2 separate regions of the Mus musculus genome follow, and region 1 is linked to region 2. The links are chromatin loops, found by intact Hi-C in ENCODE. Cell type or tissue: left cerebral cortex. All regions are shown on one strand. Links, peaks and the distances in the headings refer to the core of each region. The heading gives the core; the rest is flanking DNA.

Region 1 (12,347 bases), core at 2,770-10,769, 1.2 Mb before region 2:
TGGGACTGACTCATGAGCATATACATATCTACATATATGTTTCTGTAATTATGTGTATGTAACTAGCTAGAGAAAAATAGATGGTTGTGTAGAAAAAGAGTAATTTTTAAAAGAGGAATTTGTTGCGGTACTACTTTGTCTTTCTCATTTTCTCTTGATATTTTCTGAGGGTCTGTCTACCTCTGGTTTTTAGACGTGTATGACACATAGCCCTCTTGGCGTCCCCCTGACCTTTGATTTCTAGAGATGTTGAAGGTTAAAACTACTTTCATAAGATACTATAGCCTGCTCTTTTCACTCTGTTGTCATCTGTGCTGCCCCAGGGAACCACAACAGACACAACAGGGCTGACTCACATGGGAACTCACAGGGACTGGCAGCACCACATATTCAAGTCAGATGGGGTCCCAGCACTGCTAGGGGAAGGAGACACCCACTCTTACCCCTTACCAAGAAGCTACCTGCAGTAGAAACTCCTCGGCAAAGGAAAAGCTTGCTGCAGTGGCATCTCCCTGAGTATCTGAACCACCCTTCAGGGCAGGCTCTCTGCCTGGGAGGAGCTGCCCAGCATGAAATAACCCAGGTGTAGTGTGCAGAACTTTGCTTTGAGTTCGTTTGAATGTGTCTTGGTTTAGTTAATGAGTTTGTTTGTTGTTTGTTTGTTGGTTTTAGAGGCCATGAGTTGGGTGGGTGTTGAAATGGGGAGGAGTTGGGGGAGGGGAGACCATAATCTTGTATGTTGTATGAAAAAAGCTTTAACATTTTTTTCTTGGTTTTAATTTTAGTACATTGAATATTGATAGAAATAATAAAGTCTTTTAGATCTAAAGGAACTCCTTTCTTTTGAGACCAAAAAATAGAGAGCTCCTGTTTTTGCACACTGTTTCTTTTCAGGAGTTTTAATGACATCTGGCAACTATCCACACTTTTAAAAATATGCATCTTGTTCTATATTTTTATAATTTTCAATTGTTCTTTGATAACATTTGTATAAAATTTGTTTTTAATAAATTCATTTTAGACTGTAGATTTTCCTGTGGATTACTTTCTTGCAAATTTTGACATGTAGAAATTTGTTGTCTTTGAGAATATTAAAACAATACTTCAAGCCTGTAGAAAATGAGAGGCAACACAGCTTTCTGTCATCGTTAGAGTTATTAACATGCTTGCCTGGCTTAAGTGGACTCCCCTGGCCCCATCTCCCTTTTCAGATGCTGCCATGGCCACTACCTGACAGTGAAATTGAACATCACGTCCATGCTGTCACGTAACCAGATAGCTGTGCACCTCCTCTTAGCAATGTGTTTGGTATGCTCTCAAAAGGTGTGTAAGTTAGTTTGCCATTTGCTTTATTTGGCAGTGGATAAACACCTAGGGATGGAACTTGCTGTTTGTAAAGAGTTTGTATGCTCATTTCTGTTAGGTACCATTAGATCATCTGTGTAGTGGCTATTTTATGTTCCACAGAAAGTAACAGGCAGCCCCTTGTTTTTTTGTACCGTCACGGTCTGTATTTGGCTTACTTTGTTGTTAAGCAGTTGTCTGTATATATACATATACATGTATATAGTTGGGCACATTTTGCTGTGTGCCTATGAAACACTACAGCCAAGATAAAGAGCAAACCCATTAACCACAAGGATCTCTACGTCCCCTTACTTCCTTGTTCAGCAGCTCTTGATATGCTTTCTGTCACTTGAGGTTAGTTTGAACTCTCTCAATTTTGTGTAAATGGAAACATACAGTAGGTACTTTTGTCTGACTTCTTTGACCCAGTAGTAAACAATAGTTCTTTATATTTCTGTGTATACTGTAAATTATCATTGGCTTATCCACTCTGGGGATGAACACTGGAATTTGCTTTCTGTTGCTGTGATAAACACCATGACCAAAAACAACTTGTGGCAGTGGAAAGTCTCCACACCCTACCACAGCCCCTGTGTGTATTTGGCTACATATCCTAACCACAGCCCGTCAGTGAGGGAGCTCAGGGTGTGAATTCTAACAGGAGCAGAGGCAGGAGCCATGGATGAACACTCTGTACAGACTTGGTCAGGCTTTTACTTTGCACTAGGACCACCTGCCCAGAGGAGGCACTGGCCACGGTGGACTGGGCCCCCTTATCTGTTAGTAGTTGAGAAAGCTTGTCATGGACTTGCTCACTGGACAATCTGATGAACTTGTTTCTTTAATTGAGCTTCTCTCCTCCCTTGCTGGGTTCTTACAGAGAGAGCTAGAACACTTATATATAAGACTTGTGAATGATTGTGTACAACCCCAGCACTAGGGTCTAATGAAGTGCTCAGAGTTGCTCTTCAGGGCAGTGCATTTCAGTTATGTTCTAGTGCCTTTGAGGTGCCTTTGTAAACTCAGGGTAAGAGATAAGAATCTTTACCTTGCTGGGGCCATGGGATGGGGACAGGGTTGGGTGAGTAGGATTCTGAGTCAGGAGAGGAGGTAGTAACGTTACTCATGCTCTCTGGACTGGCTTCCAGATTCTAAATGTTTTATTGAAAGAATTGAAGTACATGCAAGCAGCAAAGGAGCAAGGCAAGGACCTAGGGCGGGCATGCTTGCTGTCAGAGAGCAGTGTATGGGCCCACTGCTGCTTTTGCAGGTTCAGAAGTAGATTGGTAGGGGAAGAATGTTGGTAGTGTTCTGTTTTTGTTGATAGGCTTAGGTTCCTCAAGTCTTGGCTCACTGTCTGCATCTTCCATGGTGCATCTGCTTTTAATCATATACATGCCCCATTATGCATAGGCATAATATAGTAAATAGGCTTTCTGTTAAAGTTCATTTTGCCTTATTGTGCGTGCACCCAAAACCAGTTTGCATTGGTTCACTACCTCTAATTTCAGAATATTTCAGGCATTGTTAGACCACAAAAGGAGAGTTGAGAGTTTCTACAGAGATATAGCTTGGAGTGGCCTGATCGCTTTGTTTGGAGAGAGGCTCAGATGCAGCGGTTGACCTTAAATCAGCGGTTGACCTAAGTGGGTGCACGTGGAATAGGATCTAGAACGAGTGAGACCAAGTATAATTAGGTGGCTTAGACCATTGGTTCTCAACCTGTGGGCCGCAACCCCTCAAACCTTTCCACGAGGTTTGCATGTCAGATATCCTACATATCAGATATTTACATTATGATTCATAACAGCAAAAATGTGGTTGTAAAGTAGCAGTGAAACTAATTTTAAGGTTGGGGGTCCCCACAACCTGAGAAACATTATTAAAGGGTCACAGCATCGGGAAGGTTGAGATCCACCGCCTTAGACTCTTTAAATGCCAGGGGACGGTACCCAACGTCCTTGCTCCCTAGAACCCATTCTCCAGTGCGGTGAGTTTTCAGGCTTGATTGGGTATGGCTTGTGTGGTAGAACACCAGATGTCACAGCCACATGTGGTGGCTTGATCAGCTTCACATGATCACCTCCAGCTCTGGAGTGACTGCTCCAGAATTGTGAAAACTCAGAGCAGTGGGCTCAGCAACCTCCTGTTGTTTTTGTTTTTCGTTTTTGTTGTTGTTTTGTTTTGTTTTGAAAAGCAAAAAACAAACATGTTCTTTATTGTATATTTGAATATATACGTTTTAGATACTCGGGACTTCATACTGCACGTTTAGAAATCCACCAGAGCTAAGAACTCAAGTCATTATGGAGAGTGTGAGTTAGGACTGCAGAGGAAACGGCTGCTTTTTCTACAGCTGCACAAAAGCACCTTTCAAGTTACGTACATGTTTTTCACTTTTAAAGATTAAACATGTAGCACCCGACTCTCGTCTCTCTAAATGGTCCTTTCTATGGAGAACTCGAACCCGAATCATGGTATGTTAGCCACACAGAAGCAAATCAAACTGCCTTTCCCCGCTTTCCTCCTCACTCCATGCCCACCTTCCTAGAGGATCTAGCCAACAGTGAGTGGCCGGTATCACACCTTGGAACGGGCTTACTACACCCCAGCACAAGAGGGCAGGAGAGTCCCAGAAACTGCACTAGTAGCCCTGGAACCTTGAGTTGGGACAGATGAGGCACAGCCAATCCCTCAGAGGGCCAGATGGCTGCCTCAGTACATAATCAGACACTCAGAGCAGCAAGGACAGGCCTCTGTACTAAAAACGCCTGCTACACAAGCTCTCGTGGTCTACAGATCTCCAGCTTTGCTGCTGAAAGCCAACTGTATTTTTAAATGCTTACTCCCCAAATGCCAGGCCCTCCCAGGCTAAGTTTGTTGCATTTTTGTTGTGCTGTGGTCTCCCTCTCTGCCAGGGGTGGGGGTAGGGGTGCCCAGGTGCTGCCAGCACACCACTAGGAGGAGGGACAGCAAAGTCCAGAATGGAGAGTCTACACAACCCATCTTTCCCACTGGGGCATCAGATGCAGGACCAGAATGGGAAACAGTAGGGTCTGGGACAAATGCTGTGCTCACCAGTCTCTCTGGGTACCTGGGTGCAGCCAGGGTACCTCTGGGAGAAGGAGTCAGGAGCACTCGGGGCATTTGGGTGCCAGGCAGAAAGGGTGATGTGGAGCCCAAGGTAGAACAGGATCTACTCTGATTGGGAGTGAAGGATAAGTACAGGAGAGAGAGCCTTTTCTGGGAGTTTTAGGCTATCCTTGCTTGTTTACATTGCTTTAGTTGGTGGTGAGTGTAAATACATACACTTTATTTGGGGTGGACCAGGGATTATAGACCTCTTGTGGGGAAGGAATACCCAGGAAGTCTCTGGGTGAATGCTTGGGGTGCTGAAATGCCTCATTAGCGTGGGGGAGCATTCCAGGTGTTATGCTCTGTGACTGGGTGCCCCATGGTCCTCTCTGTTGGGTGATTATATGATCCAGAGCAGGTACAGAGACAGATAGGAAGTGGCCTGACTCCTGTCGTTCTCAAGTCTCGGAGATTCCCATGGTCTAAGCTCACTCGGCCTTACCACTTCTTAGGCCTGTCTGGTAGCTTGGGCCCACGTGCCTTACACATGCTAGTTCTAAGTATGCCTTCCACTGTTTGCTCGAAGGTAGGGCTGCTGCGGCTTCTAAAGCTTCCCCCAGAGCTGCAGCACTAAGCTGTGTCAGCCGAATGCATAGGAGGGATGTGGCCTGGGAGCACCTTCCCTGGTGTCTTCCATCTACTTGATCCTGGGGGACAGCTGTCAACAGCATGTGTGGGGTGCATACACCCAACAGCTCCCAGCCCCAGGAAGATACCCCAGGGGTCGGTGGGGTCCTGTTGGTAAACTTCCTCACCTAACCCTGCCAGCCCAGAGGTAGGAGAGTGTTTCCTGCTTTGTGGTATAGCAGACAGAATAATGACCCCAGAATAATGACTGGTAGGTTATTCTGGATTCTCTGGGAGCGAGCAATGAAATCACAAGAATGCTTTAAATGTAGCAAGCAGGGGTTGGGGGGGGGTGGTCAAAGACAGTTAAAAAATAAGAGCAGAACGTTCCAATGTGAGGGCTTTGAAGAAAGTAGGGCCACTAGAGATGCACCAGCCATCCTGTGGCCATGAAGGACAGGGCCAAAATCTGTAGGAAGAATAAGCTTTGCAGCCATTGAAAATGTCCCATCTTAGGAATGTCTCACTTCCAGACTTTAGGGTATGCAAACAAAAGATTCAAAAATCAAACAAAATACCATTGATTTTTTTGTTTAAACCACCACAATGATTTCCAGCTCCGTTCAATCCTGTGTGCACACTAAAAAGACCTTCCAATCTATCTCACAGTCCACACAGCCTTCCATCCAGTGTTATTTTTTGTTCACCCATCAGACTTTCCTAATTCTGTGAGCACCTTTTAAGGGCAGTCTTACTCGTTTTGATAACCCCCAAAGTCCACTACTGTGCTGAGACATAAGAGCATGCTAGTAACCTAGTAATGTTTTGTTAATGAGTGAGTATGGCGATGTGGGGAGAGTGAGGAGAAGGGGACAGTGAGGTCATCGGGGAGGCTGGAGCAATTGAGAATTCAGGGAGCCAGCCTCTGATGAGAGAAATGGTGGATGAGGCCAGCAGAGAAGAGAAGCTGGAGAAAGCTGGCAGCTCCTGGCAATGAGGTGAGTTTAGGCATCTGCTAATTTATGCCTTGGGCAGGCCATGTGAGTTCCTCTGTCTCTGCAGCAATGAGCAGCAGGAGAGTGCTCTGTGTAGAAAGTGCTCATCCTGTGCCTGCCTGGAAAACAGCAAGTGCTTAGTGTGGGGTAACAGTTTTCCTGGCACGAATGCGCGTGCACACGCACGAACACACACACCCACACCCACAGACACACACACAACCCTACGAAGGGCAGGAAGTGTGGAGGTTGTGGATAAGAGGGAGAAAATTCCCAGAAGGGGAGTCCAGTTGGATGGAATGAGCCAGAGTCATCTAAGGATATTCAATAGCCCTTTCCACACCTGGAAAGAATTTATTTAAAGTGAGACTGGAGAGGCAGCCTGCCTTTAGTCAGGGCTTGTGCCAACTGCTTAGACTACTTTGATTATAGTTTTCAATGTGCCCCAGGAGGCTTGGGATAGGAAAAAAGACTCAGGTTCATTCATTTTTAATATGAAGAATTGCACACTATTCTGGGGCACAGTAGAAGTCTCAAGAGGGTTGTGCCTAGTACATTTCTACAATTAATGAAGCCCAACAGCTCGAGAGCAAGAGTTGTGATGGGGGGCCATTAGCCACAAGATAGCAAAGGATGCTGCAGAGCCAGGAAGGTGACACAGTAGAGGGGAGGCCACTCTTAAATACTGACACCAGAGTCCATTTACAGGGGTCCTGGGGACGTAACAAAACCCTTTACTGAGGTCCTCAGGGGGACAAGTGTTTGCCTCAGTCTTGACTTCCCTTTTGTGGGGTGGACAGATTATGGCGCTCATTTCTAAGGATGAGAAAACTAAGGATTGATACTAACATACCAGCCAGGAGGATGTAGAATGCCCCTACACTGGGGCATAGAGCCTTCACAGGACAAAGGGCCTCTACTCCCATTGATGACCGACTAGGCCATCCTCTGTTGCATATGTAGCTGAAGCCATGAGTCCCACCATGTGTACTCTTTGGTTGGTGGTTTAGTCTCTTTGGTTGGGAGCTCTGGGGTTGCTGGTTAGTTCATATTGTTGTTCCTTCTATGGGGCTGTAAACCCCTTCAACTCCTTGGGTCCTTTCTCTAGCTCCTTCATTGGGGACCCTGTGCTCAGTCCAATAGATGGCTTTGAGCATCTCCTTCTGTATTTGTCAGGCACTGGCAGGTTCTTAAATGTTTTAACATTCCTTCTAGCCCACCACCCACCAGAGGTAGTGGAAAAGAAAGATTATTAGGATATGCTGGGAAGTGGATCTGTTCAGAAATTGTTCTTTAGACCAAATCTTATCTGCATTGTCAGAAAATCAACAGTTCAGTTCACAGGTCAGCAGTGGCAGCTCCGTCCACTTGCAAACACCTCACACATGTTACCAGCACTCCAGTTTGTAGTGTGGGGATAGGAGCAGTGGTGGCATGACCTAGCAGAGACAGCCAGGCCTCAGCTGATTTGGCATAAGTCAGCAGGAGGGACCAGGACCACCAGGGACGCAAGGAGAAGTTCTGTGCCTAGCCTTGCTCAACGAGCTGGAGATCAGTGCAGACCAAGTGTTGTAAGCTAGCTCTACAATCTAGCCCCTCTCACAGACTCTTGAGTTGTATTTATATGCCCTTTAAACATCACATGTCCTATATGGGTCTTGCCTCAGCACTTCAGTCTGTTTTAGCAAAACTTTACTTGAGTTTGTATCAGCTGATATCACTCTGTCAATCAGCCCAAGTCTGGAAGCAGCAAGAAGCCACCAGCACACCTCCAGAGGTTTTGTTTTTGTTTTTTTGGTGTGTTTCTCTTTATGGAGTCACCACAAATGGAGCTCAACTGCACAATGTAAGGTGGGCCAATGTATGCATGTTGTTAGCGGAGAATCCTTCATCATGTGGCCTTTCATGTGCTTTAGCCAAACATCCTTTCACCCATGTCTGCTTCAAGAAAACACTCCTTCACGTGTTTGCCCCAGCAAAAACCATTTGACAGAACGGACTCTCCAAAGAACCCTTCAAGTTGCCACATCAGATCGCTTTCATTGACCAAATACTAGCCATGGTCGTGAGTGTTCATTGAATGACTGCTGTGTTCCAACTGCTGTGCTGGCTACATCCATCTTATTTTACTGTCAGCACTAATGAAGTGGGTTCCCTTTCTAGCCCATTGTACAAATGAAAAGCCACAGGCTTAAGAGTGATCCATGACTTCCCCCAAGATCACTACACAGCCAGTCAAGGTTCAGTTGAGCAGCAGGGCACTAGGACCTTCATCCCCTGGTAGGAATGGTATTATTGTCACCAGGTTCTGGCTCTATCAAGTTAACCCCTCAGGCTCCTTCAATTGCAGCCCAGGGTTGAGTGTCTAGATTGACCAAGCAGATCCGAGATTCAGTCTGCTGTTGGCCTCTTAGGTATAAATGGCAACCCTGCCGAGCCTTACACATGTGGCTACTGTTCCCATCCTACACTAAATTATGCAAAGGACTTTCTAGTATGCTGTGAAAAGATCTCAAGGTTTCACAAAGGCAGCAAAAGCTGGGCTTTCTTCGGTAAGGGGACGTGAGGTTGTAGGAGTGACCCTGGGTTACTCATTGCCCTTTCTACTTTCTCTTTCTGTTATCTCAGGAGACCTCAAAGAGACAGGGCTGCCCTTGCCTCCACCAAGGAGAGATAGGCCAGTGCCTGTTTCAGGGGCTGCTGGCTCGGTCAAAGGTGTTTGCTCAGGAAGAACTGGCTTCTGCTCCATTCTCATGTCTGTTCAGTCCCGGGGCTGGAGCTATTTTTGGAGGCTGACTCTAGAAATTCCTTTCCACCGTTCCCAGGCAGTTCTCACAAGCCTGCAATTGCTCTGAAATCTCCTCCCTTGGCTCTGCGTCTGTGTGTGCATGTGTGCACTCGTTCGTGAAACACGTGTCCCAAAAGCTTGTTTAGTGGTTGGAAGGCTGATTGAAGAGTCTTCGAGTGCTCCCTTCCTTAAATCCACTTCTGATTCTCAGATCCAGCCGTGCTCCCAGCCTGCCCTGTGAGCCCAGCCGGAGGTGGGCAGAACTGAAGAACACCGGGGACCAGCTCTGCAGACCTTTCTTACCCCAGGAGCCAGGGCCACTTGGGAACCCCGAGCCTCGTACATCATGCTCAAAACCATATTTTCACCATTATTTAAATGAGTACTGCTGCCCCAAACACAGTCTAGTTAAAATCCCCTCTGCTTGTGTCGGGCTCTCCGGGTTTCCTGGATGAGCAAACAAACTTTTAGGTTCTAAGAGAGCATAAGGAAGAGGCATCCACTGACTTTCAACTTCTTGGAACGCCAAGGCTCTCCTTAAGAAATGTACCACCAGGAGCCAGGCTACAGAGGCTAAAATGTTGGGAAAGCAAGGGAGTGACAAGAAGGGAGGGACATCAGTGGTTCTGGTGGCCAGTTTTTCTGTCTGCCTGGAAAGAGCTGCTTCCCCGCAGGTTCAGAAGCCACTGACAAGCCTCCAAGGGCACGATCAGCACTGCTCACTGCGGCTGCCATTGCATCGGAGCGCTCTTCCCTCACAATGCTTGTACAAGCCAATCTCAACCCCATTTTGTGTGGCTGGAGACAGACTCACATTCTTACAGAAGTCCCAGGCTTCAGGTACCAGATGGGCTTTCAAACCTCCGGGCGATTTCCCTTCTCCCATTTTGACTGGTAGGGGGGTAGCTAGCATGTCCAACTTGTGGGCTTGTAGGCCAAATGCAGCTGAAGACAGATATGAAATTAGCCCAAGACAAAATAATAAACATACTTAAAACATTATGGGAGGGCTGGGGAGATAACTCAGGAAAGTGTCTGCCATGCAGGCATGAGGGCCTGAGATTTAATCTCACACACTCCTGTAAAAAAATTCTAGGCAACTTAGTTCTTTCCTGTAACTCTAGTGCTGGGGGATGAAGAGGGTCAAACAGAAATATGGAGCCCTGAAACTCCGCTGCTACCTGGCTTTGTTACTTTGCTATTGTTATGCTAATAACCATGTTAGGCTCCCTTGAAGTCTCTTCTGCCAAGGACAAATCCAAAAACTTCTAAATTTAGCCTCAGGCAGATTCTTTTTGTTTGTCTGTTTGTTTTTTGAGACAGGTGTGGGAAGCCACATGTGCCGTTGCTGAGTGGCACTGACTACTGCTGGCCACCACGCATAAGATTGGACAAACAACCAATGTGTACATATGCAGTAAAGTTTTTTGCAAAGACACTGCCTGGCCCAGGCATGATAATGAGGTTCTGTAAGGTACTGAGAGTATAACCAATCAGATGTGAGACATGCAAATGAGGTATGATAATGAGGTTCTGTAAGGTACTGAGAGAGAGTAGCCAATCAGATGAGGAACATGCAAATAAGGCTTAGTGCATAACCAATCCGGGTGTGAGACACGTCCCTCCTAGGCCTATAAAAGCAGCACCAGTTCTGGGCTCGAGGTCTTTTCGCCTCTACAATCAAGCTCTCCCAATAAACGTGTGCAGAAGGATCCTGTTGCAGCGTCGTTCTTCCTGGCCAGTCGAGCGCGCGCAAGAGACAGGGTTTCTCTGTATAGCCCTGGCTGTCCTAGAACTCACTCTGTAGACCAGGCTGGCCTCGAACTCAAAAATCCGCCTGTCGCTGTCCTCGCCGCCTGCAGTCTCCGACCCGCAGAAACAAGAACGACGCGGATACCAAGTCTGGTTCACGCAACAGCTTCTTTTACTCCTTCTTGCAGTTTTTCTTACCACAATCTCTTCCACTTAGGGCAAGGACAACAACATCGACCCTCCCATACTCGCGCAGACCAACCTCATCTCGCTCCACACCACCTCATCCAATCAGAAATCACACATGCTCCAGATACCAGCTCAGGTCAGTCACCGATAGGCTGACAGGTCCGGATCACGAGGAACAGTCCAGCCTGGCAGGCAGCCCACACATGCAGCCTCACTGCAAGGCAGTAAACATGTGGGGTTCACGGGGCCTGGCACTGGGCCAGGGCACTGTCTAGGCCCATGCAGCCGAACCCGCTTCCTACATCTGCCTGCCTCTGCCTTCTGAGTGCTGGGATTAAAGGCATGTGCCACCATACCCGGCTCAGGCAGATTCTAAGGACAAGAGCAAAAAGCAGCTAGTTCTTTGCCAACATATCACAAGAATGGTCTCAATTATAACCGATATTGTTTCCCTCTGAGACGTCCTGAGCTTGTCTCTGTAGTCCACATTGCTTTTAGCACTATTATATAAGCTCCTACTAGGATAGCCCATAAAACTAGCTTACAGCATTCTACTGCTTTCTCTGTCCTAAGTCTTCCACATTTCTCCCCAAAACAGAATGATCGGTCCTCTCAAGGCAACAGCCCACTCCCTGGTACCAACTTCTGTCTTAATTACTTCTCTCTTGTTGTGATAAGACATCATGGCCAAAGAAACTTCATAAACATCATGGTGGAGAAACATGGCAGCAGGCAGGCAGGCAGGGCACTAGAGCAGTAGAGGAGGGCTCACATCTTAATTGACAAGCACAAGGAAGAGAGCGGGGAGGGGAGAGGAAGAGGGGAAGGGGAGAGAGCTCTCCTTTCTCAAAGGCTGCCCCCAGTGGCTCACCTTCAACAAGGCCACACCTCCTAGCAAGCATTTCTTTCCAAACTGCTTTGCAAATAGTTCTACCAACTGGAACCAAGTATTGAAATACAGAAGCACTTGGAGCCATTCTCCACTCTCCAGCCTAGGTGCAGTGATAAGGTTCAGATTCCGCGAGAGGACCTGTTTTGAAAAATAAAGATGGAGGAACTGGAGAGCTGGCTCTGGTTCAGAGCACTGGCTGCTCTTCCAGAGGACAGGGCTTCAATTCCCAGCACCCACATTGGTGGCTCACAACTATCTGTAACTCTGTTCTTTTCTGGCTTTCAAGGACACCAGGCACTCACGAGGTGCAGATACACATTACAGGCAAAACACCCATGCATATAAAATAACAACAGACACACACACACACACACACACACACACACACACGGTGGAGACTAAGAAGGGACAAACATCTGATGTCCACCTCTGGCTCCCACATGCACCCACATGCACATGCACACACTAAAAGTAGCCAGTACACACAACACACAATGAACACATGTAAACAAACATTGGAAAGTTTTGCTTGCAATATAAAATTGAAAACAATTGTGTGTGAGTGCCTGAGTGTATGTGTGCATACCATAGTCCTTGGAGACCAGAAGAAGACACAGATCCCTTGGAATTGGAGCAGCCATTTGATGTGGGTGGTGGGAACCAAACTGGGGTCCTCTGTAAA
Region 2 (12,347 bases), core at 1,790-9,789:
AGAACATCCAATGAATGATGTTCCCAGGCACCATGGTGATGACCTCGAGCTGTCACCTCAGTTGGGCCTCAAGTCAGATCAGCACCTCTATTTTAAAGTGGTGCCCACAAACTGAGTGCAACTTGTATCATCTCCAAATAACCCACTCCCTTCCTTGCCGTGCCACTAACATTGGCAAGGCAATTTCACGTGTGTCGCCACTGAAGTCCCAGGTGGGCGTTAGAAGTGGTATGGTTCCCATTTTACAGATGGGACACGGAAATCTGCATGAGCTTCACCCAAGGTCGAGAGCTGGCTTCCAAACCAGGCTGCGGGAGCTCCGTACACAGTGCCACAGCACCTCTCAGAGGTGGCAGGGCGGAGGTACAGCGAAGCTCTGACACAGCTCATCAACATTCTTGACAAATGAAACAACAGAAAAACAGAGCAAGGGGCAAGCTGTTCCTGCCATGGAGGAGCAAACAAAAGCAATTTGAGGAAATTGGATTTTAATTAAAAAACAAAAACAAAAACAAAAAACAAAAAACAAAAATCATTTGTACAGCGATTTCCAAATAACACAGTAAAATTTATTTCCTACCTAAACCATCCCACGGGGTCCATACGCAGGCCCTCATTCACTAGGGCCCATGATAGACTTTAATCCTCACTTTGGCTGAAGTTTTTACTTTAGGGTTAAGGCAGAAGAACCATTCCTGCAGGAACTAAAATGGCTTTGTTAAAGGTGGTCAGCTCCCAGGACCCGGTGGCGTTCGGAACGCTGGGAGAGAGCTTTAAATATGTATTTATGAAGATGCACGTCCCTAAGCTCAGGCTCCTCCTTGCCTCTTATCTCCCTCACGTCCTGGGTCAGAGCCAGCCCTAGGCAAAGCTGACAAATAGTTTATTTTCAGCACTTCCCCATCCTAATCTGCACTCCCCCCACTTCCCTATAACCACCCCAGGTGTTTCTTTCTCCCTGCGTCCCTTCAGCCAAACTCCATTTTCTGGCCTTCCCAATCAAAACTTGCCCTCCAGAAAGGAGATGATCAAATTTTTCACACTCAAACCGATGGAGCACAACTTGAACTGCACATTAAAGACACCTTTCATTTAAACCACACACACACACACACACACACACACACACACACACACACACACACACACACACACACGTGCGCGCGTGCGCGTGCACGCCTGGCCCGGACCCCACCCCCATCCTTGACCAGCTGCCCGAGTCTCTGACAGTGGGTATAGGTATGGAGAGAACACTACCAACAAAGCGGTACTCCCTGTGTTTCCAAGCTGCAGCCAGGGCTGAAAGTCATAATATATCCATTCATGGAAAGGCTCATTATGTTACCCTTTCTGGAAATACCTTTTTTTTTTTTTAATACCATAATGAAGCCTTAACAGTGGGGTTTTCAGACAAGTTGTGAGTTTGATGCAGCATAACAGAAGCTGTCGAGCAAGGAATGACCCCTGTGTTGAAATTGCTCCCTGGGGAGGGAGATTCCTTTTGCAGGGCTGGGAGGTATTAAGCCAAGTAGCTTTCTGCTTTCAGATCTGCTATATAGCTGAGAGTGACTTTGAACTCCTGATCCTCCTGCCTCTGAGATCATCACCATCATCATCAGAACCTGAATTTGACTTTATTTTATCCCTCTGTGGCTGGCTTCCCCCACACACGAAGTTTTGTCTGGTGTTTCTGTTGCCAGCACTCATTCCTCCAGTTGTTCTAGTTTGATTTTCCTGTGGTCAGACTGTTTTCCTCGAGATCTGACTCAAGATAGCTGTCTAGGACTCTCAGCCTTCCACTAAGGGATTAAGGGGCCCTGGTGGCGGTTCCCAGTTTACCCCGCACTAGAGTTAAGGAGAAGCTGGTCCTACCTCTCAGGATGGACCTCACGGTAGTAGTTCAGTAAATGGATTCAAACCTGAGGCTGAGGCTGCTGTGTTATGTGACTCATCTTGTGCTGGTGATATCTGTCAGTACTTTTATAATAACATCACTCTTTATATAGGGGCAACTACTGGGCAGAAAAAAAATAGACAAATATCTGTGGCACGAGTATATTAGAAATAATAAAATTCATTCATTTATTTACTTACCTATTTTTATTTTATTTTGAGATAGGGTGACAGTGTGTATTTCTGGCTATCCTTGAACTCACTCTGTAGACCAGGTTGGCCTTGAACTCAGAGAGATCTGCCTGCCTCTGCCTCCTGTGTGCTGGGATTAAAGACATGCCCCACCACATCTGGCTTCAGAGAAAATTTAAAAGGAAGAAGAAAAAACAGCACCCTTGCAAGAATGACCCATTCCTACTAAATAGATATTAAACTTCTTTTTTCAGCTATCAACCCAACCAAGCCCCTATATAAATCAGGTTTTTACTGATTTCATTAGGTTTGGTTGCTTCTGGGTAGGCTATACGATATATATATACATACATACCAACAACATCACTGTTTGTTGAGCATTTTCTATACATCTAGCATCTACTGTTACCTTTTATTATAATTTCTTTCATGTGAGGAGCACACTAACCCGCTTATTCATATAGTGACCATGAGCTTTCTGCTAGAGAAAGGGAAGTGTCTGGTTTTGGTAGACACATGGGTTCGGAATGAGATGGTTTAAGTTTGAATGTCTGTCCTGTGCATATTGATCATGTGTCTTTAGACAAGTGCTATTCTTTCCAAGCTTCAGAGTTGCTGCTTCTGTAAAAGGTGGATAAAATACAGTCATAATTCATCAGAACACTGACCACAAACTTGGTGGGTCTTCCTCAGGAGTCAGAAAGGTTTGAGTACTCTGTGCTAGATGTGTGCAGGGTTCTGAGTACTTCCTGCCATTATCTCATTAAGAAAACCCATTCATTTATTTATTAATCTGGTTAGCAACTCACATAGTCAGTAGATCACTTCATAAAGTCGTGCTAGGCTGTGAGAGCCCACAGGAAAGCGGAAGGGCAGGCAGTAAGCAAATAATGAGTCTGGAGGTGGTGATAACTGAAGGGGTGAGTGGTATGCGACTGTGTGTGTGAGTGTGCATGTGTGTGAGTATATGTGCATGTGAGTATATGTGTGAGTGTGAGAGTGTGTGTGAGTGTGTAAGGATGTGTATGTGTATGTATGTGTGTGAGTGTATGTATATGAGTGTGTGTATATATGTGTGAGTGTGTATGTGTGTGTAAGTGTGTATGTGTGTGAGAATGTGTGTGCTATGTATGTGTGTGTTATATGTGTGAGCGTGTTGTGTGTGTTGTGTGTATGTATGTGTATATGTGTATGTATATGTGTATATGGGTGTGAGTGTATATGTGTTATGTGTATGTGAGTGTGCTGTGTGTGTGAGAGAGTGAGAGTATGTTGTATGCAGAGGGAGAGGTTGTGAATTTGGAGGAGTCAATGGCTACAGTTAGCAGGCAAAGATGACACTAAGACACCTTCAAGGAAGATGCAGTAAGAGTGTAAGGCAGGGGAGAAAGAATCCTTTGGGCAAAGGAAAAGCCACCTGTCTGGTCTGGTTCCTGGGATGAAGGCCATCATTGTCTGTTCCCTGGCAGTCTAAGGAGTCTGGATTTAATCCTTGGGCTCAGATTTAGCTCCACCTATCACAGGTCTCAGAAATCCTCATTAAGATTTGATGACTTTTCTACGCAGTTCTCATGAATCAATCGGCCACAGCTCAGGCAAGTGGCAGTTTATAAGAGTACTCAGGGGGCTGGCGAGATGGCTCAGTGGGTAAGAGCACCCGACTGTTCTTCCGAAGGTCCAGAGTTCAAATCCCAGCAACCACATGGTGGCTCACAACCATCTGTAACAAGATCTAACGCCCTCTTCTGGAGTGTCTGAAGACAGCTACAGTGTACTTACATATAATAAATAAATAAATCTTTAAAAAAAAAAAAAAATAAGAGTACTCAGCCGCTCATGACAAGAGCCTGAAAGTCTAAAGGCTGGAAGGATATGGACTGATAGCTGGTTTCCAGCAGATAGTCTGACATGATTTCCCTGTCAATTTTTTATTAGCCTTTAAATACCAAATACACAATTCCCTAAACACCCACACACACACCCCGCGCGTGTGCGCACGCCAAAGAGCCTTTGGAAATGTTAACAGACAGCAGTACTGTAAACATTCACTTATCACATTAGAGTATATTCTAAACACAAAAAGGACCCATTACTCTTTTTTTTTTTTAATCACAGAAAGTTTTGCTCACACAAAGCAAACCCATAGCCCTTTGTCTCACCCAGGTCCCCACTCCAAAGCTTCAATGTCTCCTGGGAAGTGTTTTAGCCCTGAAGTCCAGAACCTTACAACGAAACAAGTCAAATATAACAAAGACTGTCTTTGCTCTGAACCAGGGATCACAGCATTCTCTCTGTTTCAATAGTTTCCAAACGCTTCGCAGTGAATGTGTTCTACTTTAAGAATTTCCCAATTAAAGACCTCAGAATGCAGACAAAACTCTGTCACTCCGGCTTTTCCTTTCCTCCTCTCATTTCTAAGGCCAGTTTGTTTTATTCAGGATTGAAGAAAGGACAGCAAGGACAGTTCGAGGGACAAGAAGCACGTTCCATCCCTACCGTAGAGTGCACCCCTCACTCTGATCCCTCTGTTTATATCTTAGTTTTGGACTTCTTGATTCCGAGATGATGGTTTCATCATGTGGGCCTTTTATGAAGAGTATTGCCCCAGTTGATGAAAACAATAGGCGCACAATGGCTGCACAGTGATCTAGTCTCCAGAAAAAGCGTCCATGGAGATCTACAGGGGGAACAAAGGCTAGGGGACCGTTCAGTAACATGTCTCAAATGTGCTTCCAACAAATTACACAGAGGCATCGGCGACAATATTTCAGCCACCTGTAAACAGAATGAATGGTTAAGGCTCCATTTGATAATTGTATTAGAAAATCTTACAAACTGCTTCTTTTCTGGTTTAGGGAAAAAAAATTAAATCACAGGGGGGAAAAAAACGTCACTTCCTGGTCACACTCGTACACAGCAAGAAACATTTTAATTGTAAATGTGCCTTTCAAGACCTTTAAATTTCAAAAAGATGAGGAGGCCGGATCCTGTGTGCTTACTAATCTGTAAATAGAGCACAGGCCAAGAATCAATTCTGAAATGCGGCATCAATTGCACAGGCTTCCACTTAGTTTTAGTGGAATAAAAGCCCTACTAGATACACAAATAACATCAAACTTACTGGATTAAAGAGCGGCCCCTCATACTCTAAATCATGATTGTCAATCATCACCCTGGATTAAGGGATATATTTTAAAAACCTAAAAGCAAGCGCTTCCTTTTAACTTCTGCCTACTGCGCATTTTGGATTACCGCCCAGAAATAGTATTACTTGAAACAAGACTGCCTCCCTCCTACCATCCATGAGAAGTGCATTGTTCCGCAGCTGCGGCGGCCCATCAGCCAGGCACGCGGCTTAGCATGCGAGCAGAGCCCTTAGGATGCTGTCTGTGTTTAGAACGCGGCTTCCCATTTACTAAACAGAGCTGATTTCCAGTTTCGTCAGTGTTTGCCTCAGCATTGCTATCCCCCTACCAGAAAGAAGCAAATTAATCAGAGAACTACGACGGCCACAACTTACTCACATTGTAAAGTGGGGGCATCCTTTAACACCCCCCCACCCCCCACCCACCCCCCGCGGTGGCCAATGAAGCTAGTCTAGCTTTATTTAAATGAAGAATTGTCTCGTTTCAGATTTGTTCGTTAGCGTTATCCACTTGGGCCTCTGTCTTTCAGTACTGGAAACAGTCTTAGAAAAGTCACAGGCTATAAATAACTCTTAGACCATGTAACTATCCAAGGACCTTAGAAAGTTTATATATATATTCAAACCACAGGCTCTTAAAAAAAATTAAAACAGGTCCAGTAACTTGTAGGTTGCTTGGATTTCCAGGTGAGAGAAGTTAGTTTTTGCAAATCAAATCTCTTAATGATCTACCAGACTGGTAACAAGTTTCTTCAGTTAGAGGTGGGGGAAGATGCCAAGGCTGGGGTGTTTGAGGATTTGCTAGTCTGTGCCATTTGGTGTTATTTTTAGCAAGTAAATGTATTAACATTTGTAAACATTGGGGGGCATACTTAGTAATGCAGCTACTTACAATTGTGGGGGAGGGGGTGGAGAGAAAATATCTACTGGTTCTTTAAATAGAAAAAAAATGCATTCCAGAACTAATCTCATGAAGAAATAACCTTTTAATAAGATTACTGCAAAAAGTGTTAATCTATGAAAAGTTCAGCACTCTTTTAATTGCAAACAAAACACTGAGTTTCAACCCAACAGGTTGCTTCATTGAATTCATTCATCCACGCCTGGCAAAGACATTCCAAATTTGAACTTAATTAATATTCCTTCTCTCGGTTTCCATAGTTTCTTTTTAAACACGAGTAGCAGCAAAAACTGGCAGTAACTTTACCCATATTCTCAATAATAACCCCCTCTGGCTATCAATATGGATGAAAAGGGAAAATTTTTCCATATACGGAGAGCCTCCATTTTCATGTCTTTTGTTTAAAAGCTATGCTGGTGAGATATTTTCCTCTTTCTGACTTAACTCTTTCCTGGATTGCGGTTGTCTCAGGGCTTAGGTGGAGAAGGAATGTTCCAGTGTACATTGCCAGTCCTGGATCCAAACAATAGCCTCCCACTCCCTTCCCACAAACCAAATAAAGGGCAGGGATATTCTCTGCTGAGCCTGTATCCTGGGAGGGTCTCAGCATCACTTGCAAGTCAGGCAGCACAGAAGGGTTCTTTGTTTGTTTTAACAATGAATGTACATTTCCTCGGCCACTGTGAAAAAGGAATGAATTGGTAGGGAACATTTATATGAGCAAATGACATTAGGCCCACTAAAGTGGCTGGTTTAGGCAGGCACGGTAATTCAGTACACTCAATGTATTTCCCCTGTGGATAAGGACTCCTCATACAGAGTGGATAGAGCCACAGTCTCAGATCTAGTCTTGAGTCATTTCTCCCTGCCTTCTTTCCTCTTGGGTCTATCAACGACCTTGCTGAGCTGAACACCTTCCACAAGCCACAGTGTCTCCAGCAGAACACTGAAGGGTTATAGCATCATAAAGATCTCTGTGCTCACCCCATTTCAGTCCAGAATTCTGTCCATGTCTTTCAGCCATCAAGTTATTGCTCTGATTTTATTATTATTATTATTATAAATAATAATAAATAATTTAAAACTTTATTGTAGCCTGGAGATAGCGGCAATCACCTTTCATCCCAGCAGAGGCAGGTAGATTTCTGAGTTCAAGGCCAGCCTAGTCTACAGAGTGAGTTCTAGGCCAGCCAGGGCTACATAGAGAAACTTTGTCTCACAAACAAGTAAACAAACAAAAGACCAAAACAACAACCCAAAAACCTTTACTGTAAAGATCTTTCCTGAGCGGGAGCTGTAGAGCTTTCTTAGACACCTTTGTTTTTTATTCTTTTAAGTTAGTATATGAAACAGTAGATTTCATTGTGACATCTTCATGCATGTGTGCTAGTTTACCCTGTTGTTCTTAGTTCTCGTCTAGCTTCTCCATCGGCGTATTTCATACTGCTATTAGGAAGTCATATGCTCTGATTTAATGCATCCATTTTAGTTTCAGTAAGGGTTATAAGCTTGGATCTGGCAGGAGATTAATTTCCTCTGTTTGCACAGTCAGGAATGGAGCACCCATCCCTCTGATTCTCGTGGCTCTTGTTTCTGCTGTTATTTGCATCCATTCCATCCTGGCCCACTGGAAAGTCTACCAGGTCAATGACCTCTCTGGTTACTTCTCACCGGTTTTTCGGACATCCATGACTGTAATAAGTGAGCACTCAGGACAATCTGTCATGACCACGGTTGACCTTGTCCAATGCAACTTTTTAACTAGAATCTCAACAAACTTAAGACACTTGTGGTGTAAGCACTGCCTCTGTTCGATTATGTGTTCCTGTTTTGGCTTTAGAAATACAAGTTCAAGGGATAGCTTATAGAGAATGTCAACCTGATGTCTACAGAATACTGCATCAAGTGTAGGTTCTTTTGAGAGTGGGCCCAGGGCAGCTGTGCAGGTCTAATCCACACAAAACCTAGCGTGCCATGCTGAACCCTGGTTTTTAAACTGAAGCTCTACCTCACTAACTCTCCTTTCTCCCTATGGTCAGATCTAAGATTTTTCTGTTTCTTATCATCTTTTAATGTATTACAGAGTTTATTTTCTAATCCCATTGCTTGGCTTTCAGTGGCTGGCACGAAAACTCCACCATGCAATGTGGCCTACAGTGCTTGATACTTACTGGGGGCTCACTGTTTTTGATGAATGAGAAGATAAAGCTCTTCTGAAAAGCACGGCAGAGACTGGGAGACTTGCCACTCTCATATTTGTGTTGTTGCTGCTTACTGGCTTAGATAACTGGGCACACGTATAGATGGGCCCATATCATCTTCACTACTCAACAATGAACCTGAGGCAGGCCTTGCAATCTAGCAGCCTATTACTACAAACTGTGCAGCAGGCTCTGGGGCTGGCCTAGCCCAGCATTCAAGCAACATTAGCATCAGCTAGCTCTTGAATTTTTACCTATGTGTTTGGAATTACAAAGCAACACACTACCTAAGTTTAACATGTTGGTGTAGGTGTTTCCAGTCTTTACTTGGGCAGTGAAAGGACGTATTAGTGATGTTCTTTGCTGCACAATTAAGCATGAAAGGCAAAGATTATTTGAGATCAAGTAAATTGAAGCTATGCTAATAAAAACCTACAGCCTGATTATAAGCAGGGGTTTTAATCTGAGGGTTAGATTGAAATTTTTTTCATTCTTGCATTCTTTCCTTATGGAGAAAATAACCCTGAAGGAGGCTCTAATAGTTCATCTACTGATCCTGGGAATGTGAAGTCATCCAAAACTGCAAATCCAGATATTGTAATCAGAGCAGCTGGTTTTGGTTTACTTGTTAAGAAATGTACTGTGGGTATTTAATAGTATAGATGCCAACAGGGAACTGCCCTGTTTGACCCAGGCTCTATCTTCCTTTACTTGGGTGAAATTCCATTGGTGTTCTCCACGCCTCAATTAATTTATAAAATAGCAGCAATATCTGCTGAAGAGTTCATGTACAGATTAAAGCAGCATATACCACAGGAGTATTCTATGACTGTTATGTTAGCTGTTATCATTAGGAGTTCCATATTCTCAAAAAAAAAAAAACCTGAGGGAAATCTGGAAATGGAAAATTTAGGAACTTGAATAGGAACCTCAGAGGCTACAATAACAGAATATAAGAATGGAAGAGAGACTCTCAGACACTGAAAACAAGGTAGAAGAACATTTTCAGTGAAAGAAAATGTTAAATCTAAAAAACTTTAGGCAAAGAACATCCAGGAACTCTTGGATACCATGAAAGACCAAATCTAGAAATAGTAAGAACAGATAAAGGAGGAAAATACAACAAAATAAAACAAAAAAATCAGGTCAAAGGCACAAAAATATTTTTAACAAAATTATAGAACAAAAATTCCTAACCTAAAGAAGGACGTGCCTTCAAGGTATAAGAATCATACGGATTACAAAATAGACTGGACAAGGAAAGAAATTCTCCTGGTACATAATAATTAAAATACTAAACATACCGAACAAATAAGGAATATTAAAAGCATCAAAGGGAAAATATCATGTAATATATAAAAGTAGATCTATTAGATAACACCTGGCTTCTCAATGGAGACTCTAAAAGACAAAAGGGCCTGGAAAGATGTTCTACAAACTCTAAAAAATACAAATGCCAGCTCAGACTACTATACCCAACAAAACTTTCCATCACAATATATAGAGGGGGGAAAAAGACATTCTATGATCTTAATTTAAGAGTTTCTATCTACAAATCCAGTCCTACAGAAGTCAAGAGAAAGAAAACTTCAACCTTAAGAGGTTAACCATACCAAAAAACTCCACAAGAAAGAAATATTCCCAGACCAGCAAATCAAGAGAGGGAAAAAGAAAACCACACAACAAAGTAACAGGAACCATCAAACACTACTCATTGATGACTCTAAACATCAATGGCCTTAATTCCCCAATGAAAAGACACAGACTAACAGAATGGATGCAAAAACAGGATCCATCTTTCTGCTGCATTCAAAAAAACACACCTTAACATCAAAGATAGTATCACCTCAGGGTAAATTTTGGGTGAAAAATATTTTGCAAGCAAATAGACCTAAGAAGCAAGCTGGTATAGCTATTTTAATATTTGACAAAACAGTCTTCAAAACTGATCACAAGAAATAGGGAAAGATACTACATACTCATCAAAGGATAGCATCATCAAAAGGATATTAAGTCTTGACATTTCTACACCACACACAGCGGCATCTTCAGTTCATAAAGAAGACACTGAAGTAGGAGACTTCAATGCCCCACTCTCACCAACAGGCAGGTAATCCAGACAAACAACTAAACAGAAATGTTGGAACTGACTGAAGTTTTAGAAAGCAAATGCACTGGACAATATTTACAGAACATTTCACTCAATCACAAAATAATACATTTTTTTTCCAGTAACTCATGGAACCTTCTCCAAAGTTGATCACAGTCTCAACACACAGCCAGCCTGAACAGGTACAAGAAAGTTGAAATAACACCCTGCATCCTATCTGCACACCACAGAATAACAGTAAAAACAACCAAAAGCTTGCAAACCCAAAAAGCTGAACAAATCACAATTGAATGAAAAGTGGGTTGAGACAGAAATTAAGGCAGAAATAAATGACTTTCTAGAGTTGCACGAAAACAAAAAGGCAAAGTGCCCAGTGAGAACCATGAAGGCTGTTTCAAAAGGCACGTTCATATCACTAAGTGACTACATAAAAAAAAACTGGAGAGAGAGCTCATACTAATGACTTAATAGCACATCTGAAAGCTCTAGAAGAAAAAGAAGAAACCATACCCCAAGAGAGTAGATGACAAAAAATAATCAAACAGGGCAAAGTAAATAGAAATGACGATAACAACAAAACAATCCCCCCCAAAAAATCAATGAAACAAAGAAATGGTTCTTTGGGAAAAAATCAATACAATTGACAGCCTCAGCCAAATTAACCAAAAGACAGGGAGGAAAGCTCCACCTAACCTTAGAGATGAAAGGGAACATAACAACAGACACCAAGGAAAGCCAGAGAATCTTAAGAATATACTTTGAAATCCTGTACTCTACCAAATTGGAAAATCTGAAAGAAATGGATAATTTTTCTTGTTATTTACCACCTACCAAAATCAAATCAAGACCAACCAACTTAAACAGACCTATAGCCCCTAGTGAAATAGAAGCAGTAATTAAAAATCTACCAAAGAAATACTCCTCAAACTAGTCCACTAAATAGAAACAGAAAGAACATTGCTCAATTTATTTTATGATGCCACAGTTACCCTGATACCCAAAATCACATAAGGACCCAAGAAAAAGAGAATTAAAGACCAATCTTCCTTATGAACATAGATGCAAAAATTCTCAAGAAAATATTAGCAAACCAACAAGAGCACATTAAAAAGATCATCCAACATGATCAAATAGACTTCGTTCCAGAGATCCAGGGATGATTCAACATTTGTAAATCCACAAATCAGCAATCCACCATATAAATAAACTGAAAAACAAAAACCACACGATCATCTCCTTAGATGCAGAAAAGGCTTATGACAAAATCCAACACCCTTTCATGATAAAAGTTCTGGAGAGATTAGAGATACAAGGGACACACCTCAACATAATAAAGGTGATATACATTGAGCCCACAGCCAATATCACCTAAACGGAAATTCAATCCATTTCCTCTAAAATCAGGAGGAAGACAATGTTGTGTACTCTATGTATACCTATTCAGTATGGAACTTAATGTTGTAGCAATAAGACAGCTGAGGAGATCAAGGGGATACAAACTGGAAAGGGGGAAGTCAAAGTAATCAAAGTGTATTTATTTGCAGATGGCATAATAGTATATAGAAGTGACCCCCCCCCAAATTTCTATTAGGAAACTTCTACAGCTGATAAAAACTTTCAGCAAAGTAGCTGGATACAAAGTTAACTCATAAAACAGTAGCCTTCCTATATACAAATAACAGATCAAGAAAGAAGTCAGGGGAATGACACTTTTCATCATAGCCTCAAATAATATATAAAATATCTTGAGGTAACTCTAACCAAGCAAGTGAATGACATGAACGATAAAAACTTTAAGATGTTGAAGAAAGAAACTGAAGATGAAAAGATCTCCCATGTTCATGGATCAGTAGGGATAACACAGTAAAAATGGCCATCCTACCAAAAGCAATCTAGAGATTCAAC

The links. Hi-C counts contacts between places; a loop is a spot of excess contacts. Peaks named below come from ENCODE experiments on the same cell type or tissue, not always from the same donor. Only the 100,000 strongest peaks of a DNase experiment are listed, where the experiment ranks them.
Region 1: it touches region 2 in a loop (8-fold over the local background); 3 of 42 quality-filtered maps call a loop at or near these places.

Annotation. Positions count from the first base shown.
Region 1 is chr14:47,738,870-47,751,216 of GRCm38, forward strand. No RefSeq gene overlaps it. Among named protein-coding and RNA genes, the nearest start is that of 4930538L07Rik, 12 kb to the right of the region's middle. In left cerebral cortex, for the core only: a CTCF peak has its summit at 3,969 (motif pointing right); DNase peaks (open chromatin) are centred at 6,166 and 8,885.
Region 2 is chr14:48,985,559-48,997,905 of GRCm38, forward strand. No RefSeq gene overlaps it. Among named protein-coding and RNA genes, the nearest start is that of Gm36024, 6.6 kb to the left of the region's middle. In left cerebral cortex, for the core only: a CTCF peak has its summit at 5,388; a DNase peak (open chromatin) is centred at 5,395; H3K4me3 peaks cover 765 bases.